Regions from separate parts of the Mus musculus genome. Here all the other regions are linked to region 1. Evidence: chromatin loops called from intact Hi-C (ENCODE). Cell type or tissue: heart. All regions are shown on one strand.

Evidence for each region. Peaks named below come from ENCODE experiments on the same cell type or tissue, not always from the same donor. Only the 100,000 strongest peaks of a DNase experiment are listed, where the experiment ranks them.
Region 2: it touches region 1 in a loop (6-fold over the local background); 5 of 42 quality-filtered maps call a loop at or near these places.
Region 3: it touches region 1 in a loop (7-fold over the local background); 9 of 42 quality-filtered maps call a loop at or near these places.

What each region holds. Positions count from the first base shown.
Region 1 is chr8:105,987,959-105,995,958 of GRCm38, reverse strand. Dpep2 (dipeptidase 2) reads left to right here and starts at 4,186. Exons shown (of 11, transcript NM_001301204.1): 1 at 4,186-4,311; 2 at 5,049-5,363; 3 at 5,941-6,067; 4 at 6,361-6,490; 5 at 6,576-6,717; 6 at 6,938-7,007; 7 at 7,104-7,280; 8 at 7,791-7,875. The coding sequence starts at 5,095. LOC115485637 (a small nucleolar RNA gene) reads left to right here and starts at 7,328; the gene lies at 7,328-7,458. In heart, a CTCF peak has its summit at 4,914 (motif pointing left); a DNase peak (open chromatin) is centred at 4,908; H3K4me3 peaks cover 888 bases; H3K27ac peaks cover 1,086 bases; H3K27me3 peaks cover 1,086 bases.
Region 2 is chr8:106,072,247-106,080,246 of GRCm38, reverse strand. It overlaps Nfatc3 (nuclear factor of activated T cells, cytoplasmic, calcineurin dependent 3), which reads right to left. Exons shown (of 10, transcript NM_010901.3): 2 at 506-1,643. Among named protein-coding and RNA genes, the nearest start is that of Nfatc3, 17 kb to the right of the region's middle. In heart, CTCF peaks have their summits at 2,609 (motif pointing right), 3,407 (motif pointing right) and 4,837 (motif pointing right); no DNase peak of the experiment used is centred here.
Region 3 is chr8:106,117,646-106,125,645 of GRCm38, reverse strand. The region is part of intron 9 of Nfatc3 (nuclear factor of activated T cells, cytoplasmic, calcineurin dependent 3); the gene reads right to left. Among named protein-coding and RNA genes, the nearest start is that of 1810019D21Rik, 14 kb to the left of the region's middle. In heart, no CTCF peak of the experiment used is centred here; no DNase peak of the experiment used is centred here.

The DNA.
Region 1 (8,000 bases):
CTTGGTCCTCTAGAGGCGTCTTGGGAAGCAGAAAGGGGCGGTCTGCTCTGAGTTGAGCTGAGTTGAGGAGACAAGTGCAGAGAGAAGATACAGAGGGACCAAACCGGAGCTGTCTCTCTGAGTATGCTCTGCTCTGAATCATGCCAGCAGCCACCAGCACAAGCCAGGAGTGGCTGGACTTCCTAAACCTGGAAGAAATGAGCAGTAGTTAATAAAGGAGATTCCTGCCTAGTATCTTAGGAGACAGAATCAAGAGCCCCGGGGCGACGCGCTAGCTGGAGCTGGAACACTGTGGACCAAGTCCAGCAAACCCATCTCCAACCCCATACCCAAGGCCTCCATGTTCCTTTAACTTCAGCTCATTCTGGCACTGGGGACCTGGGGGGAGGTCCCTTCTGCCCAACAGAATGAGTTTATGTAACAATCTTTGACTTGAGCCAAAGATCAAGTCAAGCCTTCCTGTTCCCCTAAAGTAAATTCCTTTACAGAGAAACTCTGAAGTTTCTAGAGTCGTGTTCCTATAGGGAATCCTTGAGCGCACCTTGGAATCCTACTGTTGAGAATGAGAGATTTAAACACCCATACCAGCTTAACAAAAGCTTTTAAGGTGAAGGCCTGGAGATACAGTTTTAAGAGCTTCTTATAGTCCAGGCATAGTGGCACATACTTTTAATTTCAGTACTTGAGAGGCAGAAGCAGATAGGTCTCTGTGAGCTCCAGGATAGCCAGGGATATATAGTTAAACTCGGTCTCAAAACAAAAACCCCCTTCCTGTAACTGACCACATTGGTTCATGCCTATAGGTAGCCCTAGCTAGTCAGGTTGCTGACAAAGGAGGATTGTTTAAGCTACAAGTTAAGGACAGGATGGTTAATACAAAACTTACACACTTCCAAATAAACAAGTAAATAAAAGCTTTCCCAATAAGCCAGTTTATAGGAGAAACAAGGAACTGAGGAACACATCAGACACCATAGAACATCACCAGTAAACTCAAAACCATGGAAAATGCCAAGGACCAAACTAATAATTTTTTTTCAACAAGTCAATTGCAAAGAATCAATTCTTTTCAGAGCTGCAAACTAAACCAGGACCGTGTTCATCATCATACATCATTTTCATATTGAAATCCAAATAGTTATAGAAAGGGGGCGGTTGTGAGGATCTGAACATGACAGTTTAGGACAATCTGGTATAGTGGCACACACCTGTAATCTCAGCACTTGGGAGACTGAGGCAAGATAAATGAAATGGGTTTGAGAGTTGCCTGTGCTGTAGAGTAACTTCTATGCCAGCCTGAGCTGCAGAGTGAGACTCTGTCTCAAAAAAGAAAAAAAAATTTTTTTTTAGGAAGGTCAGGTAAAGGCACCTGCCACCAAGCCTGAGTTTAATCCCCAGCTCACACGTGGTAGAGAAGAGAACTAATGCCCACAAGGTGTCCTCTGACCTCCATGTTCTTCCCATAGCACATGTATAGCCACATGTGCATACACATATACAGACACACACATACAAGAAATAACACCAGAAAATGGACTATGAGCTTTTAAAGATGCCTTTATAGTGATTTGCTTTTAAAAGCCCTGACTTTCTAAGAAAAAAATTTACATATAAATGGAATGTGTGTCTATGAGTTCTTTACCTTTTTTATTTCCTCTTATCCCTGTAGCTATTGCTCAAGCTTTGCACACTCTAGGTAAGCCCTCTACTACTGAACTAGATCCCAGCCTTGTGATTTGCTTCAAAATAGGGCCAGGGCTGGAGAGATGACTCAGAGGTCAGTAGCACTTGTTGCTCTTCAATAAGACCAGAATTAGGCTGGGCAGTGATGGCACACACCTTTAATCCCAGCACTTGGGAGGCAGAGGCAGGCGGATTTCTGAGTTTGAGGCCAGCCTGGTCTACAGAGTGAATTCCAGGACAACCAGGGCTACACAGAGAAACCAAAAAAAAAAAAAAAAAAAGAAAGAAAGAAAAAAAAGAAAAGAAAAGAAAAAAGAAAAGAAGACCAGTGTTAGATTCTCAGCACCCACATGGTGACTCACAACCATCTATAACTCCAGTCTCTGGGGATCCGATTCCCTCTGCTGACCTCTGAGAGCACCAGGCATTCATGTGGTAGACACAAGCATGCAACTAAAACTCATACACATAAAATAATTAAAAAATTAGCCAGGTGTGGTGGCGCACGCCTTTAATCCCAGCACTCAGGAGGCAGAGGCAGGTGGATTTCTGAGTTTGAGGCCGGCCTGGTCTACAGAGTGAGTTCCAGAACAGCCAGGGCTATACAGAAAAACCCTGTCTCAAAAAAATAAAATAAAATTAAAAATTAAAAAAAAAACCATAAGAAACAAAATGCTCAGCAGCTCAGCAGGTGAAGGTGCTTGCTGCCAGCTTTGGCATTCTGAGCTTGGTCTCTGAGACATGCATGATGAGAGCAGAGACCCAAGCCCTTCCAGTTCTCTGACCTCCACACCTGTAGACACACAAAGAAATAAGTAAATAGATGTTGTAATCTGTTGCAGTGGCGGGAGAATTAGCTCTATTGGTAAGGACGTATGAGCGTGTGGGCCTGAGTGTGGATCCCTGGTACACAGGCAAAGAGTCAGGCACAGCAGCCTCTCACCCTGAACTGGGGAGGGGGGGAGGGGGGGGAGAGGGTGGAATCTCTGGGCTTGCTGGCCAGTCAGGGTCGCTGAAGTGATGAGCTTCAGGTTCAGTGAAACCCTGCCTCAAAAAAGATAGGGAACAATGAAGAAGATACTTTTAAGTCATCACCTCTCTCTCTCCCTTCCTCTCTTCAAGATTTTATTCTATTTATGTGTATAGATATTTTGTCTGGGAATCAAACCCGGGTGCTCTGGAGGAGCAGCCAGTGTCTTCAGCACTAAGCTCTCTCTCTCTCTCTCTCCAAGCCGTATTCTTTATACCCTTCAACTTCCTGGGGCTTATTAAGAACAGAACAAGCGGGGTGCTCGGCCCGCACCTCACTCTCTTATTCCTTTGTCCTCTTACCTCTCCTCTCACTTTTCTCTTTCTCTTTCTCTTCTTTCCTCTCTTCTCTCTCTCTTTCTCTCTCTCTCTTTTCTTCCTTTCTACCTTCTCTCTTTCTCCTGCATTTCTATAATAAAGCTCTAAAACCAAAAAAAAAAAAAAAAAAAAAAAAAAAAAAAAAAAAAACAAAACAAGTGTGATATTTACCCTCAAACCCACAATGGTGACAGGGAGACCGGAAAACCTGAGAGTTTCTCTTCCCCTTTGTCAACTTGGCCCGCACGAAAGTGGCAGTGGGGGAGGGGAGGGAAAGGAGCCAGGTCTGAAGCCAGCAAAGAACACCTTGGTGTGAAGCACAGCCCCAAAGGAATACGCGGTCTAGAGTGGGCCTACCAATGAAACCTACTTACTAGCTATAGCAGGCAAGGACTTACTTACTAGCTATAGCAGGCAAGGACTTACTTACTAGCTATAGCAGGCAAGGACTTGGCTACTTTTAGCATAGCACTACTACAGGCAGCGCACACTAATGTACAGTCCCGAAAACACAAATACATCGTCCTGGGTAGTCCAAATTTTCTGCCTCCTTATCGAAGAGTTTGCTCATTTCCTTCTTAAATTCAAAATATATTTATTCATTTGAGACAGGGCTCGCTCTGTAACTCTATCTGGCCTACTCATTATGTAGACCAGGCTAGCCTTGAACTCACAGAGATACACTTGCTTATGTCTTTCAAGTTCTGGGACAAATGTTATCATGTCCAGACTCCATTTCCTTTTTGAAAGAGGGTTTCTTGACATCTCCAAGTCCCCATGCCTCCTGAGGAAGGTTGCAAAAACTGGATCCTCTCCAGTGGGGGCCAGGGGTCAGAACAGAAAAGGTTTTTTTAATGGAGTATAAGCATAGACCCTGAAACTGCCTTAAGGGATGGGACTTCTACAAAAACATACATGGCCAGTGTGTGTGTGTGTGTGTGTGTGTGTGTGTGTGTTTGTGTGTAGTATGGGGGGGGGGAAATGTGTACATGTATGGTATGTGTTTGTGTGTGTGTTATATGTGTGGTGTCTGTGTTATATGTGTGTGTGTGGTGTCTGTGTTCTGTGTGTGCATGCATGAAGCCAGGGCTGATCCTGGAGAAAGCAGAGAGGGTAAGGGCTCAGGCTGGAAACAGGGTGGGGCTTGTAAGGACAGGAACTAAGTCCTTGAGGTTTCTGGGAGAGCTCTGGCCTCAAGAGCCTCAGACACCAGGCGTGGAGCCGCTGGACACAAGTAGCAGGTCTGAGGGCTTATCCATCTGCCCTGGCTTCCACACTGAGGTAGGAGGTCAGCCTGCAGCCCCAGGAGGAAGGTGCTGGGATGGGGGGCTCTGCTGCCCTGGAAGGTATTCCATGTCCTTCCATCTCTCTAGCTGACAGACTTTTGTTCCTGTGCTACTAAGTATTTCCCTGAAGCACTCAGGTGCTTACTCTCTTCTTACCTCACATGATCAATAGGAGAGTCCTGGGTGGGCACAGCATCTGCTGAGGAGGGAGACCAGTCCTCACCTTGAATAGGGCTGGGGCATGCAGGTGTGTGTTCCTAATAGTTCCCAGTTGCTGGCTGGAGTCTTCAGAGGATGGTAGATAAGGTGGAGAGGTCAGTGTGTCTCGGTACTTGTGTCCCTTGAAGAAGTCAGGGAAGGCTGCAGGTAGTCAGGGACAAGATGTGGTCTGCAAAGAGCTAGAGGCCCTTTCACTGTGAAAGAAACACCACGGGTCTACTTTCTTGGAGAACAGTCCCTAGTCGCAGCTAGGAATCACCTGGGTTGGTCCCTTGGGAACAGTAAACAGGGGGGACATTGGACAAAAGAAACCTAGACAGAAGCAGGCCACGGAAGTGCACTTCAAGACGGGGATAGTAGGTCTGTAGCTCCCCCTGGCGGATGTCATGCACCTCTTTCCCGTACAGCGGCTGTTTGGAATCTGGTGACCTCAAACCTCTTCTCACCAGACCTGGTCTGTGCGTGGCTTAAATTGAGGCTCAGGATTATATCACTGCCTTCTGTCCTTCTCAGGCTTTCGCGACCCTCATCCGTGCCGGCTTGCTCCGCCCTGAGCAAGATGTCGCTCACGGGCCTCAAGGGTCATTGGGTGCTTGGCCATGGGCTTTCAGTGTTCCTGTTGGTGCTGCTGCTGTTAGGGCCTTCACAGCCTCTAATATGGACCCAGACAAAACCAGGCTTCTCTGGTGCTTCCACTACATCAAGCATCCCCAGAGCACTCACCAAGCCCGACATTTCCAGCATTCCAACCACTCCTGGCAACCCCAATTTCCCAGACCTGCGAGATCGCGCAAGAGCTCTGATGCAGGAGTTCCCGCTTATAGATGGGTGTGTAAGGATGGCTTGGGGGCGGCCAGAATGAAACGGGGTTGAACATACACCTGGGGTGCAGAGGGTTCGGAGCCTGCTGTACTAATAAAGGTCCTCTCCTACTACCCACCCCTAGATGCTGTCTCCTATCAGCAGTGGGTGACCTCTTTCTATCACTTCTCTAGTGAGGAGTCCCAGCCCAGCCCAGGTTTTGGGGGATCTCAGTATGGTCTAGGTAACGATGGTAAGGATGGGAGAAGCTGTCAGAAATACGTTCTGCTAGACTTGGAAACCAAAGGGGCACAGTGTGTGTGTGTGTCCAGATTATTACAGAGCTCATTAGAAGTAGCCTAGACTGGGCTGGTGAGATGGCTCAGTGGGTAAGAGCACCTGACTGCTCTTCCGAAGGTCTGAAGTTCAAATCCCAGCAACCACATGGTGGCTCACACCCATCCGTAATGAAAAAGTAGCCTAGACTAGACTGTCCTGAAACTTTAAATGATCCTCTTGCCTTAGCCTTCTGACTGCTAGGATCACAGGCAGAAGTACTCAGCCAATTTTGTTTGACCTAACCTCTTTTTTGACTCTTCTACAGCCACAATGACATGCCTCTTGTCCTGAGACAATTTTACCAGAATGGACTACAAGATGCTAACCTGAGAAACTTCACCCATGGCCAGACCAGCCTGGATAGGCTTAAAGATGGCTTGGTGGGAGCCCAGGTACACACACACACACACACACACACACACACACACACACACACACACACAGAGAGAGAGCTGCTGAGGAAGGTTGAAGAAATTGGTGCCCCAGAAATGACAATTTAGTCAGATGGGAACTCAGTTACCATAGTGACAAAGAAATTAAAAAAAAAAAAAAAAAAAAAGCCCTAATATAAGCCTGTGGCTAGATGGGTCAGATTCATTACATGTGGCCTTTAAACCCACAAGTCTGTCCATTGTAAGGCCAAGGTAGCTCTCCTATACAAACCAACCCCTGGCTTTGCCTCCAGTTCTGGTCTGCTTACGTACCATGCCAGACGCAGGACCGGGATGCCCTGCGTCTCACTCTGGAGCAGATAGACCTCATTCGCAGAATATGTGCCTCTTATTCTGAGCTGGAACTTGTGACCTCAGTTAAAGTTAAGTGGATTTATTCAGGGTATTGGGGGAATGGATGAAGCTACTGTATAGCTCCTGAAAATAATCACCTGACCTACGCCTACAGCTCTGAACAGCACCCAGAAATTGGCTTGCCTCATTGGTGTGGAAGGTGGCCATTCACTAGACAACAGCCTCGCTGTGCTTCGAAGTTTCTACCTGCTGGGGGTGCGCTACCTGACGCTCACACACACCTGCAACACACCCTGGTAAGCACAGAGACCTCCAAAGCGGGAATCTGCCCTTGTGGACAAAGACCAAGGTTTGCCCTCGTAGATTCCCGAGACTCGCACACAGGGCTTTGATAAGAGCCAGACTGGGATTCCTCCTTTTGCCAACCTGGGTCTGTGAACCAGCTCTGTGGGATTGCAGGGGTAGTGTTTGGAGGGGTGTGACCATCAGTTAGTTTGCCCCATGCTTGTCCTTCAGGGCAGAGACCTCATCCAAGGGTGTCCACGCATTCTACAGCAGTGTCACTGGACTGACCAGCTTTGGTGAGGTAAGAACTCCGCACAAACACACACCCCCTTTCCTGAAAGGTAAATGTGTGCATACGTGTAGCCCCGACACCCTCCTCCTTAACCTGTCCCTGCAGAAGGTGGTGGCAGAAATGAATCGCTTAGGTATGATGGTTGATCTGTCCCACGTCTCGGATGCTGCAGCCAGGCGGGCCTTGGAAGTATCCCAAGCCCCTGTGATTTTCTCCCACTCCGCTGCCAGGGCTGTGTGCCCAAATGCTCGGAATCTTCCTGATGACCTCCTGCAGCTTCTGGTGAGAGATTTCCTAGCCCTGGAACCTAACTTAAGACCTGAACCCCCATCTTCTCATTGAACCCCTTTCTGTCAACCAGTGATAGATTATGGATTCGCACGAGAAGAAGAGAATTCACAGAACTGGCACTTATCTTCTGTTTTTGCAGAAGTATATTTGGCTGTTGTGTGAGGCATTCTGAAGAAAAAAAAAAAAAAGAAAAAGAAAGACTTGAATCCCCGTCCCTTCATCCCCTTAACCCTCAGAGCGAGCATTCTCTGCCCCACAAAACCATAAACCATGGCCTCTCAATTCTTGAACCTGGGGTAGGGAGATTGTTGAAGATGAAATTCTTACATCTCTCCAATCCAGGGCAAGACGTTACCTAAATCAAGGTCAAGCTTCCCTCATTGACACAAAGCCAGGGAGGGAAAATCTCCTTCAGGCTCCAAAGCTTTCTCACAAGGGTTATAGGTAGGCACATAATTGTGCTGGGATCCAAGCTGAGTGTCCCTTTGACCATTCCTGCAGAAGAAGAACGGTGGCATCGTGATGGTGACCTTCTCCGTAGGAGTGTTACCGTGCAACCCTTTAGCCAATGTATCCACTGTGGCAGGTGAGGCCCCTTCCCTGAAACCTACCTCTCTCTATATCCTTTTAATCCTTTTTTTTTTCTTTCTGGTTTTTCTTCCCCTCAAAGACTATTTTATTGGAATTTGAGAGAATAATAAACGAAGTTCC
Region 2 (8,000 bases), 84 kb before region 1:
ATTTACTTTTATTTTATTTTTTTAGCGTCTTTTTGTTTTGTTTTTAAGATTTATTTATTGATTTTATGTATATGAGTACACTGTCGCTGTCTTTAGACACATCAGAAGAGGGCATCAGATCGCATTAGAGATGGTTGTAAGCCACCATGTGGTTGCTGGGAATTGAACTCGGGACCTCTGGAAGAGCAGTCAGTGCTCTTAATTGCTGAGCCATCTCTCCAGCCCCTATCTATTTACTTTTAAAACGTAACTTTAGTCAATTTAAAAACACTTTTAAAGACTTAAAGAAAAATAAAAAAGTACTTCTAAGTTATTTGACCAATAGAATTTATTTTTAAAAAAATGAAAAACAAGGAAGAGAGGGGAGAGAGAAGGAAGGAGAGACTAGAAAAGAAATGAAAGGGAGAAAGGAAGGGAGAGGAAAAGAGGTCAGATAATGTAGTTATACAATGCAAATGACCTGGAAGCATGAAAAAGTGATCAGCAGCCATTTCTACCAACTCACCGAAATATAGGGGTGTGGCCAGGCTTTGGTTTGCTCCAGGTAAAGGGTGAAGGAACTGAAAGAAATTGGTCACCAGATGAATCTTTCTTTAAAGGATACTGAGATCCAAGGCCATCATCTACTGATGTCTCCCGGGAAGGGGATAAGTTCCCTTGATCATCTGAACAGATCTCTAATTTTCCTGGTAGTATGGCAGCTTGATCTTCAGAAGTCTTCCTTGTTTTCAAAGGGATGTCAGTCTCTACACAGTACTGAAATGGAAACGGTGCAGGGCTGAGGCCTGATCCAGTGTGGACAGGAGCAGTGAGCCAGGTATCTTCTGTTACACTTCCTCTAGGAGAGTGACCAGGGGATGGAACAGGCGAGTGATGGGGTGAAAGGGAACCAGCATAACATACTTCAGCACTGGAGTGCCGTCGTTTACCACAGGGAGAAGTGGGCCTTGATGAGGGTCCTGAGGCTGGTCTGGGGCTCAGCCAATTCTCATCAGTGATACTAGATCTAGGAGAGTGGCAAGGAGATTGCCTAGGTGACAAGGAGTGTCCAGATCCATACTGTTGATGCCAGGACTCTTCTCCAGGGCAACCTCCTGGAGAGCCACCTGGAGAAGTCAGAGGTGAACCAAGAGTGAATCGTGCAGCAGCTTCATTCAACTCTGAGTCCACATCATCATAAATGTGGGAGAGAGATTCACAAGAAGATGCATCTGAGAACCAGCTCCTAGAAGAAATGCTGCTGGCAGGACTAGGACTGAGGGAAGATTCCCGGTAGGATGGCTCAAGTGGAAGATAGAGATGATCTCTAGAAGGCCTTTCCAAATATTCCCTTTCTGGGTCATTTATATGTAGGTCATCTTCATGAGCATCTGTTCCTTGATGACAGTTAGGAGAAATGGATGTGATTTGAATACTTGGGCACTCAAAGGGTTTAGGACCACCTAATGGACTATATTTAGATTCAGAAATATCACCAGTTCCTTCATAATTTTTGTAACCTTGGAGCTGAAATGATGGTGACAAAACAGAAGAGTGAGACTGCAGCAGTCCATGATGTGGTAAGCCAAGGGATGAGTTTAAAGTAGATGGAGGTGGATCTACATTAAAGATGTAAATGGATGCACAATCATCTGGTTCAAGATCTATGAAAAAAAAAGAAAAGAAAAAAATCACAACCAAAAAGGTCAATAAAAGAAGAAATTAGAAAATTCAAGTGTATAAATTATTAGATGAAACAGTAGAAACAATCCTGAGGAAAAACATTTGGACATCAAAATGCATGTCATTAGCTTCACAAAAGAGCTGGGCACAGTGATTCTTGTCTGTTAAATGTTAACAACACGCAGGCAGAAGGATTACTAAGAGTTCAATGCCTACATAGTGAGTTTTAAGCCAGCTTTCACTATTTGGTCAAACCATAGCTCAACAACAACAAAGGTTGACTTTTTAAAAATACATTTATTCATTTTTTGCAGATATGAATATATGTTACATAAGGAAATATGTAATTATGCGACCTTCTTTTTCTTTACTTCTACATTTCCAAAAATTATAATCTGAGAATAATGAATGTTTTTTATAGAAGGTATATTTCTGTGTACTCTCTTGCATACACACAAAAATTAAAACCATCTTAGAACTATAAGATAATTGGACTAGCAAGATAGCTTAGTGAATAAAGGTCCTTACAGCCAACCAAAAGGTCTGAGTTCAACCTCTGGGACCCACATGATAGGAGAGAGCCAACTCCTGCACACTGTTGTATGACTCCTATCTGAGCACAGTGGCATGTGCACACTCACATACACACCCTACACCCCCCCCACACACACACAGTGGCATGTGCACACCCTACACCCCCCCCAACAGTAGCATGTGCACCTCCACCCCACAATGGCATGTGCACACTCACACACACACCCTATACCACCCCACACACATAGTAGCATGTGCACACACACCCACATCCCCCCCCTAAAACCTGAATTTAATTAAAGTCTTTAGAGATTTTATTATTTTAATTTTGTGTGTGTCTGCCTGCATTTATATTAACACACCACATGTGTGCAGTTCCCTTGGAAGCCAGAAGGTGGCATAACGTCCCCTAGAACTGGAGTTACAGAAGGCTGTAAGTCACTTTGTGGATGCTAGGAACAGAACCTAGACCCTCTGCAAGAACAGCAGGTGCTTTCAACACAGACTCATCTCTCCAGCCCTAAGGATTTTTTTTTAAGGATAGAAATTGTACTGTATTTGACAATTGCAGTTTAAGACTGAGTGAAGCAGAGCCTTTGAAAAGCGCCTTGGGAGCCAGGTGATGTTGGTGCATACCTATAATCCCAGCACTCAGGAGGTAGGGGCAGGTGAATCTCTATGAGCTTGAGACCAGCCTTGTCTACAGAGTGAGTACAGCCAAGACTACAGACAGGGCTACACAGAGTAACCATATCTCAAAAATACAAGAGTGGGGAGGGAGGAAGGTGGAAATGAGGGAGAGACAGGCGAGACAGAGACACCTTTGGGCTGGGAGGAGATGATGGATAGTTCATACTAGAATTTAGGAGGCAGAAAGATTGACAGTTCTAAACCAGACCAGGTCAGGCTGTGAGTTTGAAGCCCATCTGGGACACACAATGATATTCTGTCTCAAAACCAAACAACTAAAGATGGGATTTTATTAATTTCTGGTAGAGGTATGCTTTGTTGTTATTTGTACTGCCCCACCATTAACATTGACCTGGCCTCTTATTCACATTATTTACTCTCTGTAGGTATTTTCCTTGTAGTAAAATTCAAGATTTCTCTTTTCTTTTAGGAAGGGTATATAATTAACACAGACATCTTCTTCCTCAGTAGTCGTATCATCAAGAATTCACGTCTGCACACAGCAGATCAGGTTACAAAGCCACTAGATGGGGCTGGAGAGGTGGTTCATTAGTAGAGAGCACTGGCTGTTCTTTCCAGGGCCTGGGTTTGATTTGACTCCCAGCACCCATAAAGAAGCTCACAAGTGTCTGAAACTCCAGTCCCAGTGATCCAATGTCCTCTTCCGAGGGCACAAGACATGTATATGGTACACAGACATAATCAGGCAAAACATCGAACACATCAAATTAATTAAAACAAAAAGCGACCAGACACCACTAGATTCTTTACCTAAATAAAAAATAGCTGACTGAGGATATTAAATTATAGTTGATCATTAATCTTCACAAATTTAGACTATTCAATTTACTCCCTCGCTAGGCCTGGTGGCATGCATCTTCTGTTATCCCAGCACTCTAGCTTGTGCTGTGGAATTGAGACTTTAAGGATAGCTTTGGCTACAAAGAAAAACTCTGTCTCAAAATAAATTAAATTAAAATGGATAAAATTAAATAAAACCCACCCCTTGTTTTTTTATATTTAAGCAAGTCCTGCCAGCAACAACTATACTAGCAACTACTATATTCTTTATCATTATACAATCCAATTTTTTTAAAAAACAAATTTTTACTTAAGAATGTACTTTAAAAATCTTGTTTTGAATAAAAATCACCTATGAAAGTTTTTTTTTTGTTTGTTTGTTTGTTTGGTTGGTTTTTCGAGACAGGGTTTCTCTGTATAGCCCTGGCTGTCCTCGAACTCAGAAATCTTCCTGCCTCTACCGCCCGAGTGCTGGGATTAAAGGTGTGCACCACCACGCCCAGCTGAAAGTCTTTATAGTTTCATTCTAATGTAATTATTTTATCAATGTTATTCCAGCAGTTGATTAATGCTGAAATTTGTAACTTCCTCCCAGCAAACTGTAGATAAAAACAAGTAAATACACAAATGGTGTCTTGAGGCTGATAGAAACAGTTCATTGGGTAATAGTGCTTTCTGTACTGGGATGAGAACTTGAATTCAAACCCCTGTGACCCATAAATGAGGGTGGGCATGGCTCCAAGTGTCTGTGACCTTGGCACCGAGGGCTAAGAGGCAGTCAGGTCTCAGGGGTTCCCGGGAGGTGAGTCAGCCTAGCTGAAATGGTGAGCTCCTGGTTCAACGAGAGGCCCTGTGTCAAAACCATAGAACAGTCACAGAGAAACACCTGACCTCCTCCTCTACCCTCCTCATGCACGGGAGCATGAGTGTACCCACACAATGTCTTAAAGTAATACAAAGACATGAACACACACACACACAAAATAGTTTCATCTTTTTCCCCACGTGTCCAGAAGTCCTAACTCTGAGACGATGGCACTCACTCCAACCACACTTTAACAGTCATTGAGATTTTCAACCGTAGACTTCATGATGCTCCAGAACCATTTTGACTAATTTAATTTTTGTAAATGTTCTATCAGCCACCAGAGGGCCCTAGGAAAGCAGACAGTAATCTAGAGAATACAGAGAGCATGTTCACGTCTTTACGAACAGTAAACCAGGGTCTGGCAGAATACAGCCTGTGAGCCCAATCTGTCCTACCACCTGGTTTTTTGTTTTTAAATGACAGCCTACAAGTTAAGAATGGTTTTTAAAAGAAAATTTTATGGATATAATGTGATTCAAATTCTGTGTCTATAAATAAAATTTTATTGGAACTTGGCCACACTCAATTATGTGCTGTCCATGGTCATGTTCCCACAAAGATAGAGAAGAGCAACTGTGAAAAAACACTTTAAGTTCTGCCGCATTGCTGCTCGGGACACAGTAATACAGTTTTGTTGTTTTGTGTTTTTCAGGACTGAACCTAAGGTGTTACAAATACTGGGCAAACAAACATAGTACATCAAGTTCTATATGAAGTCCTCCAACACCTTTTGTTTTTAAAGACAGAGAAATAGGGGAGGGAGTGTCTCACTATGTATCTGTGATTGGTTGGCAAACTGCCATGTACACAAAGCTCGCCTACAACTCTATGTATACCTGCCTTGTGTTGAACTACAGTGATTCTCCTGTCTCTGCCTCATGACTAACAACAGTAATCCCAGGATGTGGATGGCTGAGGCAGGAGAACTACTGAAAGAGTTTGTCAGAGCAAGACTTTGTCTCAAAAACAGAGATGAGAGGGGGGTAAAAAGAGACCCTGTCTCAAAACCAAAATAAGAGCAACAACAATAATCAACTAATCAATCAATTAATAATCAAGCAAGATGGACATAGTAGCACAAGGTCATAATACCAGCACTGGGAAGTTGAGGCAAAAGGTTAAGAATTCTAGATCACCCTTGACTATATACACCTGGCTCCTCAATCCAGCCCTGCTTTCAATTCTTTAGCAAAGCACAGTGACTCATAACTGAAATTCAAGTACTCAATAGACTAAGCAGGAGGACTGGCACAAATTCAAGGCCAGCCTGAGCTACATGGTGAGTTCCAGATCAGTCTGGACTACTATCTCAAAAAGCAAATGCAATGAAAAGAATGACTATGGACTAAGCAATTCTTCTCAATTATGTATTCATGAGAATAAAAATATGTCTATATAAAAACTTAGACACATATGTTTATAATAGCATTATTTGAAATGGCCAAAGGGTTAAAAAAATCAGATAATTCTCAATAGATTAATGGATAACCTAGTAAGGAAGAATAAATAAAACTTATTGTGGTGCTACACAACTGCAATCAACCTACTTAGCAGGCTGAAGCAACACAGTAAACAAGAATCTCTCATTAAGAAAGGAAAGGTGGGGCTGGAGAGATGGCTCAGCGGTTAGGAGCTCTGACTGCTCTTCCGAAGGTCTTGAGTTCAAGTCCCAGCAACCACATGGTGGCTCACAACCAAGCATAATGAGATCTGACTCCTCCTTCTGGAGTATCTGAAGACAACTACAGTGTACTTAGTTATTTTATAATAAATAAATAAATCTTTTTTAGAAAAGAAAAGGAAGGAAGGAAGGAAGGAAGGAAGGAAGGAAGGAAGGAAGGAAAGAAAGGCTACAGCCTGAAAACATTCTAAGTGAAAGACATAGACACAAAGTCACACACCATTATATTATGCCCTTTATAGTACATATGTAGAATAAGCAAATCCAGAATTAGAAAGAAGTGAAGGCTAAACTAAAAAACTAGCTGGATTCAGAGCTTTTTGAATGAGTAACTAACCCTGCTCCTGAATTTCCACACCTACCACTCTTTTTCTTTAGGCAGTAAATGAAATCTTCTGACAAGGAGAAAGAAGGAAGGCTGAGAACCTGGGCAACCATACTGAAAACAGGATGATGAAACCAAGCCATTCTAAAACGTGTATATTGAAACCCTAAGTGCTCTTCTACTCCCTTGGCTCACAGCATACACACTTACACTCTAGGCAATAGACTGGCAGACTTTTCACTTGGGACTCTAATTAGCCAAAGGAAAACGAACTACAGATAATGACCTCAAAGGCAACCTAGTAAGAACCCCTACAAGGAGGCTGCATTAGCAAACATCACTGTGATCACCAAACAATATATCTCGGTGCTTCGTTTTAAGTGATAAGCAGGTAACAACAATCACCAAACAACTGAGAGAAAAGCTTCAAAACTTAAAACAGTCAAAAGCCAGACGTAATGGCACATGCCTCTAATCCCAGCTATCCCAAGGCTGAGGCAGAGGATCTCAAATTTAAGATATAGTATGCTTCAAGCCAGCCTAACCAGCAGAGGAAAACCATGACTCAAAAACAAAAAAAGGAAAAACAAACATACAAGCAGACATTCATTTAAGATTAAACAACAACCAGGTGTGGCAACAGAAGCCTGTAACAATAGAACTAAAGAAGCAGAGGCAAAAGACAGTGGGAGATTGATTCTGTCTCAAGGGTAAAATAGACCACCCAATATCTTCCCCTAGCTTCTGGGCTTGTGCATGCACAAATATATACATACATACATACATACATACATACATACATACATACATACATACAAATAAATAAATAAGAAAAATTGCTGAAAATTACATTACAACTTGAATGCAAACATATTGCAATAAAAAGTAACAAAAAGTAAAGTAATATAGTCCCATCGTTTCATATTAAGCAAAGACAATTCAAATAAGGCATTCAGCCAGGTTTGGTGGCATACACCTGTAATTCCAGAACTCTGGAGGCAAAGCCAAAAGGATCACAGCAAGTTCAACACATGGACTATATAACAAGCTGTAGGTCAGCCAGGGCATACAGATTGAAACCCTGCCTCAAAAAACAAAAAAAACAAAAACAAAAACCAAGCTGGGCATAAAGGCATATACCTTTAATCCCAGCACTCCGAAAGCAGAGGTGGGTGGGTCTCTGAGTTTGAGCCCAAGCTGGTCTAAGGAATAAGTTCCAGGATAGCCAGGACCACACAGAGAAAGCCTGTCTTGGAAGAAAAAAAAAAAAAAAAAATTAAAAACAGGCAGGGCTAGGGTGATAACTGAATGATCAGGAAAAAAAAAAAAAAAAAAAAACACTAGAGTTACAGAGGTTTCAAGCCATTATGTGGGTGCTAGGAACCAAACCTGGGTCCTCTTCAGGGGCAACAAGTACTCTTAAAATGCTGAACCATCTC
Region 3 (8,000 bases), 130 kb before region 1:
TCTCTCTCTCTCTCTCTCTCTCTCTCTCTCTCTCTCTCTCTCTGCCTATACATATGTATTCAAAACTCTCTCTCCCTCGTCTCTTCTCTTTACCCCTTCTCTCCCTCCCTCCTGGGATTACAAGCAGGTGCCATCATATCCAGAAGCAACTTCAATTTTCACTTCATTTGAATGTATGTGTTCATTCACTTATTTGTATCATAGTTCATCAATTATATACGATGCTTTACATGTTTCTGCCATTTTCAGATGGTAAAAGAGATATTTAGTTCCCTACTGTACCATTTTCTTCTTTGTTTTTGGTATTTTGAGACAGGTTCTCTATGCATCCCTCCATGTCTTAGAACTCTCTCTAAGCTGGCCTGAACTCAGAGATCCTCCTGACTCTTGAATGCTAGAGCTAAAGGTGTGTACAACCATGCCCAGCTCCTTGTATTAAATTTATTGAGACGGGGTTTCACTTTGTAGACCAGGCTGGCCTTGAATTCAGATATCTACCAGCCTCTTCCTGAAAGGTGTGTGATACTATGTCTAGCCATTTTCTTCCCTTCAAAGAATGAAATGAACTAAAAGCCCAAAAAGTCAACAGTCTTTACTACCAGTACCAACAGATTATGTAGGTCATAGCATCTGGCCCAGTTTAGCAGCTCACAACTCTTAACTCCCAACACCTGAATTTGTCTGTGCCAGCACAACACAAGTAAAAAACACCAGCAGTATCTGCAGCTGCCAAAACAAAACAGTAATGACAACAAAATGTTCCTTAGGAAATGGTCAAATTAGCAGTGCTCTGAAATGTCCTCCACAGCAGAACAGGGTGTTATATAGTCATAGGCCTCCCTTTAAGGATACTTCCCATGCAAAAGAATCTAAAGTTGTATTTCACAATAACTGGTATGGTGAAAAAACAAATTAACAAACAAACAAAACCCCTCAAAATCAGATGAGGACGAACAAGGTGACCAGGGTATATCTTTGAAATACTTACAAATATACAAAAACTCAAGAGGCTTTTGGGTATGTTTTTCCCCAGTTTCTGTGTAACAGCTCTGGCTATCCTGGAACTCCCAAAGATCTGCTTGCCTCTGCCTCTGGGGTATTGGGATTAAAGGCGTGGGCCACCACCACCTGGCTTGGTTTGTTTTTTGAGACAGGGTCTCTACATATTCCTTGCTTTCTTGGAGTTAGCTATGTAGACCAAGCTAGGCTCAAATTTACAGAGACACTCTTGCCTCTACCTTCTGTCAAAATAATTTTTCCTTCCCTTTTTTGCCCAGGGTGGTGATAAGGACTGATTCAAAGGGCCTTTCTTTCATCTTTGTAATGGATTTTGGGTCCTATTTGGACTCTTATTTAATCCCAGCAGAGAAAGAGACAGGTGGATCTTTTGTGAACTTTAGTGAGTTCTAGTACAACCAGAGTTACATACTAGAGACATCCTGTATGTAACTGGATTGGCAGATGGGAGGGAGAGACTATGGGAGAAATATTTAGGCTGGACGTGGGAGGATCAGAAGGTCAAGGATAGATTGAGCTACCATTAGAATGTATCAAAAATATTTTTTGTTAACTTATTAAAGCCCGATCAATGTGCCTTCTCAAGCTAAAGACAGAAATAAATTCTAAAATATTTAGCAGGTATCGGAATTTTTTTGCTGTCTCAATATTTTTTGGCTTGGTTAATTGAGACAAAGTCTTTCTACATAGCCCTAGTTACCTTAGAACTCACAGGCTGGTCTCCAACTCACAAAAAACTACCTCCTCTGCTTCTCTTTTTAAAAAAAGATTTATTTATTTTATGTGTCTGAGTACACGGTGTAGCTGTACAGATACTTGTGAGCCATCATATGGTTGTTGGGAATTGAATTTAGGACTTCTGCTTGCTTTGGTCAACCCTGTTCACTCTGGCCCAAAGATTTACTTATTATTTAAATAAGTACACTGTAGTAGTCTTCAGATGCACCAGAAGAGGGCATCAGATTCCATTACAGGTGGTTGTGAGCCGCCATGTGATTGCTAGGAGTTGAATTCAGGACCTTCGGGAGAGCAGTCAGTGTTCTTGCTCACTGAGCCATCTCACCAGCCCCCTCTCCTCTGCTTCTCAAGTGTGGGATTAAAGGCATGCACCACCACATGCAGCATCATGCAGTCTTCATTGGTAACTGAAGTTTATTTAGCTAGTCACTTGGCAATCCAGTTTCAGAGTGCTTCTCAGCTGCCCGTGTAGCTGGTGAAGATCTCTCCACTGTACTATGACAAAAAGGGAGAATATACCTTGCTCATCACCCTCTGGCTTTACTCTTTGCCCTTTCCTCCACTCCTCTCAGTGGACTAAGATTTAGTCATCAAAGTGGTAACTGCTTTGATAAAACTTGGGAGAAAGAAAAACAAGAAATCAAAAGGAGGCTGGGCAGTGGTAGCACATGCCTTTAATCTCAGCACTTTGAAGGCAGAGGCAGGCGGATTTCTGAGTTTGAGCCCAGCCTGGTCTACAGAGTGAGTTCCAGGACAGCCAAGACTACACTGTCTCAAAAAAAAAAAAAAAAAAAAAGGAAAAGGAAAAAAGAATCTTAACTGAACGAGTAGGAGATACAAGAGAACCCTATTCTGAAGTGGGAGTGGGTGGGTTGGTAAACAGAGGGTTTTTGGAGGAGAAACCAGGAAAGGGGAGGATAACATGTGAAATGTAAATAAAGAAGATATCTAATTTTAAAAAAATTAAAAAGAGAATCCTATTCTAATTAATTCATTATAATTTGGGATCCCTATTATGCTAGTTTGATACACTATTAACAGAAATAAAGACCAAGTATTATTCCCACGCCTTTAATCCTGACACTCAGAAGGTAAAGGCAGGTGAATCTCTAAATGCAAGGCCAGTTTGGTGTACATTCCAGTACCAGACCAGGCATTTACAAGGTGAGAACACATCTTAAAACAGACACTAAGCTCAATACCATAATGGCAACACAGAATATGTAGGTTTACTTATCTTTATATTATTTTTAGGGTCTATGTAGCTCTGGCTGTCCTGGAACTTGCTATATATCAAGGAACCTGACCTTGACCTCACAGAGACCCAACAGCCTCTGCCTGGATAAGTCAGCATCTCAAGCAACAAACAAACAAATCAAACATTAGACCCCACCCCCTCCATATCTAACAAATCAATCATTAGACCCCACCCCTTCACATCTAACAAATCAAACATTAGACCCCACCCTCTATAACAAATCAAACATTAGACCACACCCCTCTATATCTGATTCTTTCATTTCACAGCTTCACATCCTTTTAAAGTTACTATCATCTGTGTTTTCTTGCATCTGTCTGTTTAGTACATGTGTGCAAACAATGCATGAACAAGTCAGAAAAGGGTGTGAGACTCCCAGGAGCTGGAGTGCAGGTTGTGGGGCTGAGAACCAAACCCAGGTTCTCTGAAAGAGCAAGTGCTCTTAACCTCTGAGCACTATATATACTAGCTATACACACATACTTTTTTTTAAGCCAATATAACTAGTGATGAACATCATTATTGACAAATTGGTGATCTACATATGGGAAGAACACGGAACGGTTAAACACTAGAACTAGAACTCACTGTAGAGACCAAGCACACCTTTAACTCACAGAGATCTACTAATGTAACTTTGCCTGCCAAGTGCTGGCTGGAGTTAAAGATACACACCAACCACTCCCAACACTAAATTATTTAAAGTTTTCTAGCTAAAATTCTGTAGTTTTCCATACTGTGCTAATTTTCTGTTAACTTGACACAAGCTAGAATTATTTGAGAGATGAGTATATTTTGTCAATTGAGAAAATGCTTCCAAAAATCAGGGTGCAGGCAAACATGTAGGGCATTTTCATAATTAGTGATTGAAGGGCCCAGTCAATCATGGGTAGAGTCACCTCTGGGCTGGTGGTACTGGATTCTATAGAGAACAGGCTGAGAAAGCCCCAGGGAACAAAGCAGCAAGCAGCACTGCTCCATGGCCTCTGCATCAGCTCCTGCCTCCAGGTTCTGTCCCTGCTTCAGTTCTTGCTGGCTCTAACTGCTTTTGATGATGAACTGTTATATGAGTGGAATAAACACTTCTGTTTCTATCACAGTTAGACAGGAATTATGTGATAGCAGAGTAGTCCTAGCTTTTAAAGAAGTCAGAAATCCAGGGTTCTAAGGTTTTGTCTGGTAATCAAGAGATCTCAAACTCCTATAATACTGGGCTGGAGAGATGGCACAGGAGTGAAGACTGTTTTTGCAAAGGTGATAGATTCCATTTTCAGTACCCACGTGGTAGTGCAAAGTCATCTGTAACTCCAATTCCAGGGGGTCCAATGCTCTCTTTTATTTTCTAAAGATACCATACACACATGATGTACATACAGCAAGATCCAAAAACAGGATTTTATAAAAAATCTTAAAATCCTGAGTATTAATCATGCCACCTAAGGCCTTTTCTAGTGAAAGTTAATAGCAACTGACATGGGCTATAACTCTAGTTCCAGAAGAAGGAGCGCACTTTTTTGGCCTTCAAGGGCACACATGGCAAACACGTGGTACATAGAAATACATGCACGCAAAATACCCATATGCATAAAAAAGAACAATCTTAAAATCAAATGGCATTTTGGTAACTGGAATCCACATATTTCTAGTTCCTTTCTCTTTTTTTCTCTTCTTTTTTTTTTTTTTTTTTTTTTTTTGGTTTTCCGAGACAGGGTTTCTCTGTATAGCTCTGGCTATCCTGGAACTCACTTTGTAGACCAGGCTGGCCTCGAACTCAGAAATCTGCCTGGCTCTGCCTCCCAAGTGCTGGGATTACAGGCGTGGGCCACCACAGCCTGGCTATGTATTTTTAATTTCTATCACATGCTTCCCCTCGCTCCAGCACTGAGAATTGAACCCAGGACTTCTCTACGTGCCAGACAAGCACTGTAATCATTTTCCTTTTTGGGTGGAATTTAGTGGCATATGCCTTTAATCTTAGTATTAGGAGATGGAGGCAGAGGCAGAAGCAGATCAAGGACAGTTTGATCTAATCTAAATTGCAAGTTCAAGGCCAGCCAGGGCTACACAGGGAGATGATCCTAGAAGAAAGAGCGGAGGAGACGACAACAAACAAAACTCAACTCTGAGACACTTCTTGAACTTGAGCTCCTCAGCAGGTAGCTAGGAGGATGGCACTACCACCATGCTCACCCACATACTCTAAGTGACTCTAAAAGAATCTGAAAAAGGAGCTGATCCAATAGTGAGGGAAGACTGTAGACAGCATTGAGGGTGAGGCCAAAGGCTTTGGTCCTATTTCACAGAACCTATGCTGTTACTATGGCTTTGGTGTTCTTCCAAGTAGAGCCACAGATGAACTACAGGAGTACAAATGTGGGTCTAAAGGGCGATCAAGGATGAATACTCTAGATTATCTCTAAATACTGGACACAATTTTCTGCTCTACTTCTATTTCATACAGTCTTGTATCTAACTTAGGAGTACTTGATCCGAACTATATAGACTTAGTACTCCAGCTACTAAACTTTATTTTTAAAAAATTGTATTCAGTGTGTGTGTGCATGTGTGTGTATGTGCGTGCTCACTCACAGCTCATGCCACAGTTGAGTTCATGGAGGTTAGTGAACAACTCGAGGAAGCCAGTTTTCTTCTTCCAGATGAGTTCTAGGGGTTAAACTCAGGCTAGGCCAGAAGTAAGTACTTTACCCACTGAATTATTTCATCAGCCCAGCAAACAAACTTACAAAGTACCCAAGCCATAAATAAGTTTTATATATACCGAGAAGTCTCCTTGGTTCTAACAAATTTATTTAAACATTCGCCTCTCAATAAAACTAGACTAAGCTCTTGAGCTGGGTGGTAGTGGTGCATGCCTCTAACCCCAACATTCGGGTGGAAGAGGCAGGTGGATTTCTGAGTTCTAGGTCAGCTTGGTGTACAGAGAATAGTTCTAGAACACCAGGGCAGGGAGAAACCCTGTCAAAACAAAACAGAAACAAACAAAAAAACTAGAACTAAAATTTGCAGATCAGGTGTAAGAGCCTAAGTATAAAAGTGAAAGTGTACCTACAAAGACAATGAAGGGGCCGGGCCTACCATGAGGATGCCTGTGCATACCCCTCCTTTGTAGCACATGCAAATCCAGCCATGGCATGCAAATACCAGACTAGTGTACAAGAACAATGATACATTTTAATCAACACTCACCCTCTAGATTCTCCAGAAAGGAACTGGACATGAGAACTCACTGTGATTGGGCCATTTCTCTGTTGAACCTGATGGCTGGTGTTCCAAGTCAGATATAAACTGGTCTGTGTCAAAGAAGACAACATCACTACTGAATGGAACAAACCAGAGGTTGTACTTAATCTACTACACTGCCCAGTATTGTTTTCTATTTTGCTTCCTGAGTAAGAGGAATTAAATTCTCCTTGACTTCCCACATTTTATTAGATAGTTTAATACTGGAATCCAGATAGTTTAGGTAATGGATGATTTTTTTGTTGTTGTTGTTCTTTTTTCCAGACAGGCTTTCTCTGTAAAGCCTTGACTGTCCTGGAATTTGGAGATCCACCTGCCTCTTGCCTCTGAGTGCTAGGATTAAAGGTGTGTGCCACCATAATATTTGCCAGGCATAATAGATGATTTTGAATTAAAAAGGTAATGTTTTTATTGGCTTTAAGAAGGTAAATTCAGTTTTAAATTATCACAGTAGATAAGAAAAGAAGTTCCTCTGACCTGTAAGAACTCTTCTGGGTCTTTATTGTACAACTTCAAACGTAAGAGTTCAACTTTTGCTGGGCAGTGGTGGCGCATGCCTTTAATCCCAGCACTTGGGAGGCAGAGGCAGCACTTGAGTTCAAGGCCAGCCTGGTCTACAGAGTGAGTTCCAGGACAGCCATGGCTACACAGAGAAACCCTGTCTTGAAAAACAAAAAAATCTTTTGAAGGACAGAATCTGTATGCAGCATCCTTAAACATTAATACTCCTATCTTAAGCAAACATAAGCTGAGCCAATTTGTAGTAATGTACTCTCACAAGGGAGTTAAAAACAAAACAAACTAAAAAACTCTGTCATGTAATTTTTTTTACTGCCCCAAGTTCTTTTTTCTTTTTAAGAGATCAATTAAAATCATACTTTCTGAGAGTGCTTGTTTAAAAAGTAAACCTCCAAAACAGACTTTAAGGTGTAGGTGAAATGTGTGACTTTGGATAAATCAACATATACATTAGAAATAAGTGTAGGAATAAGCAAAGAGGCCAGCAGACACTGAGGCCTTTTGGGATGGGGCTAAGTTGGTCATACTTCAAGATTGTGCTCTGTGGAAAGCAGCAGTCTTCCAAATAAACAAACAGCAGGCATAAGCGTGTATTGCTCTTATGGAAGACACAAATTTGAATCTCAGAATCTTATCAGGCTTGAAACTCTACCTCCAGAGACCTAATACCCTCTTCTAGGCTCCAAAGGCACCTGTACACACTCAAGTACAAATACCCACTCACACACTCACCCACACATAATTAAAAAATAAATCTTAAAAAATAAGAGTGATTTTCACTCACCTTCCCTACTTTAAAAAAAAAAAATCAAAGAGAACAGAATAACTCCTAACTCTTTGCAAGGCATTATCCAGTATCAAAATCAGACAGAGGCTCTAAGAGGACTGGGAGTATGACTCTGTGGTAGATAATTGCCTAGCATACACAAAGCCTTTGGATCCATTTACAGAGCTACAACACAAAACAAATCATAAGAAAACTACAGAATCTCTAATCTAAGCTGCATGAGATTCTGTCTCAAAAAAAAAAGAAAAGAAAAAGAAAAAAGAAAAAAAAAGGTTAATATGGGGCTAGAGAGACAGCTTCTGCAGTAAAGAGCAGTTGTTACTCTTGCAGAGGAACATCTGTAAACTCTAAGTTGAAGGAGTCTGAAACCCTCTTCTGATCTCCACCAGCAACAACAGGAAACAATTCAGCACAGCTTTC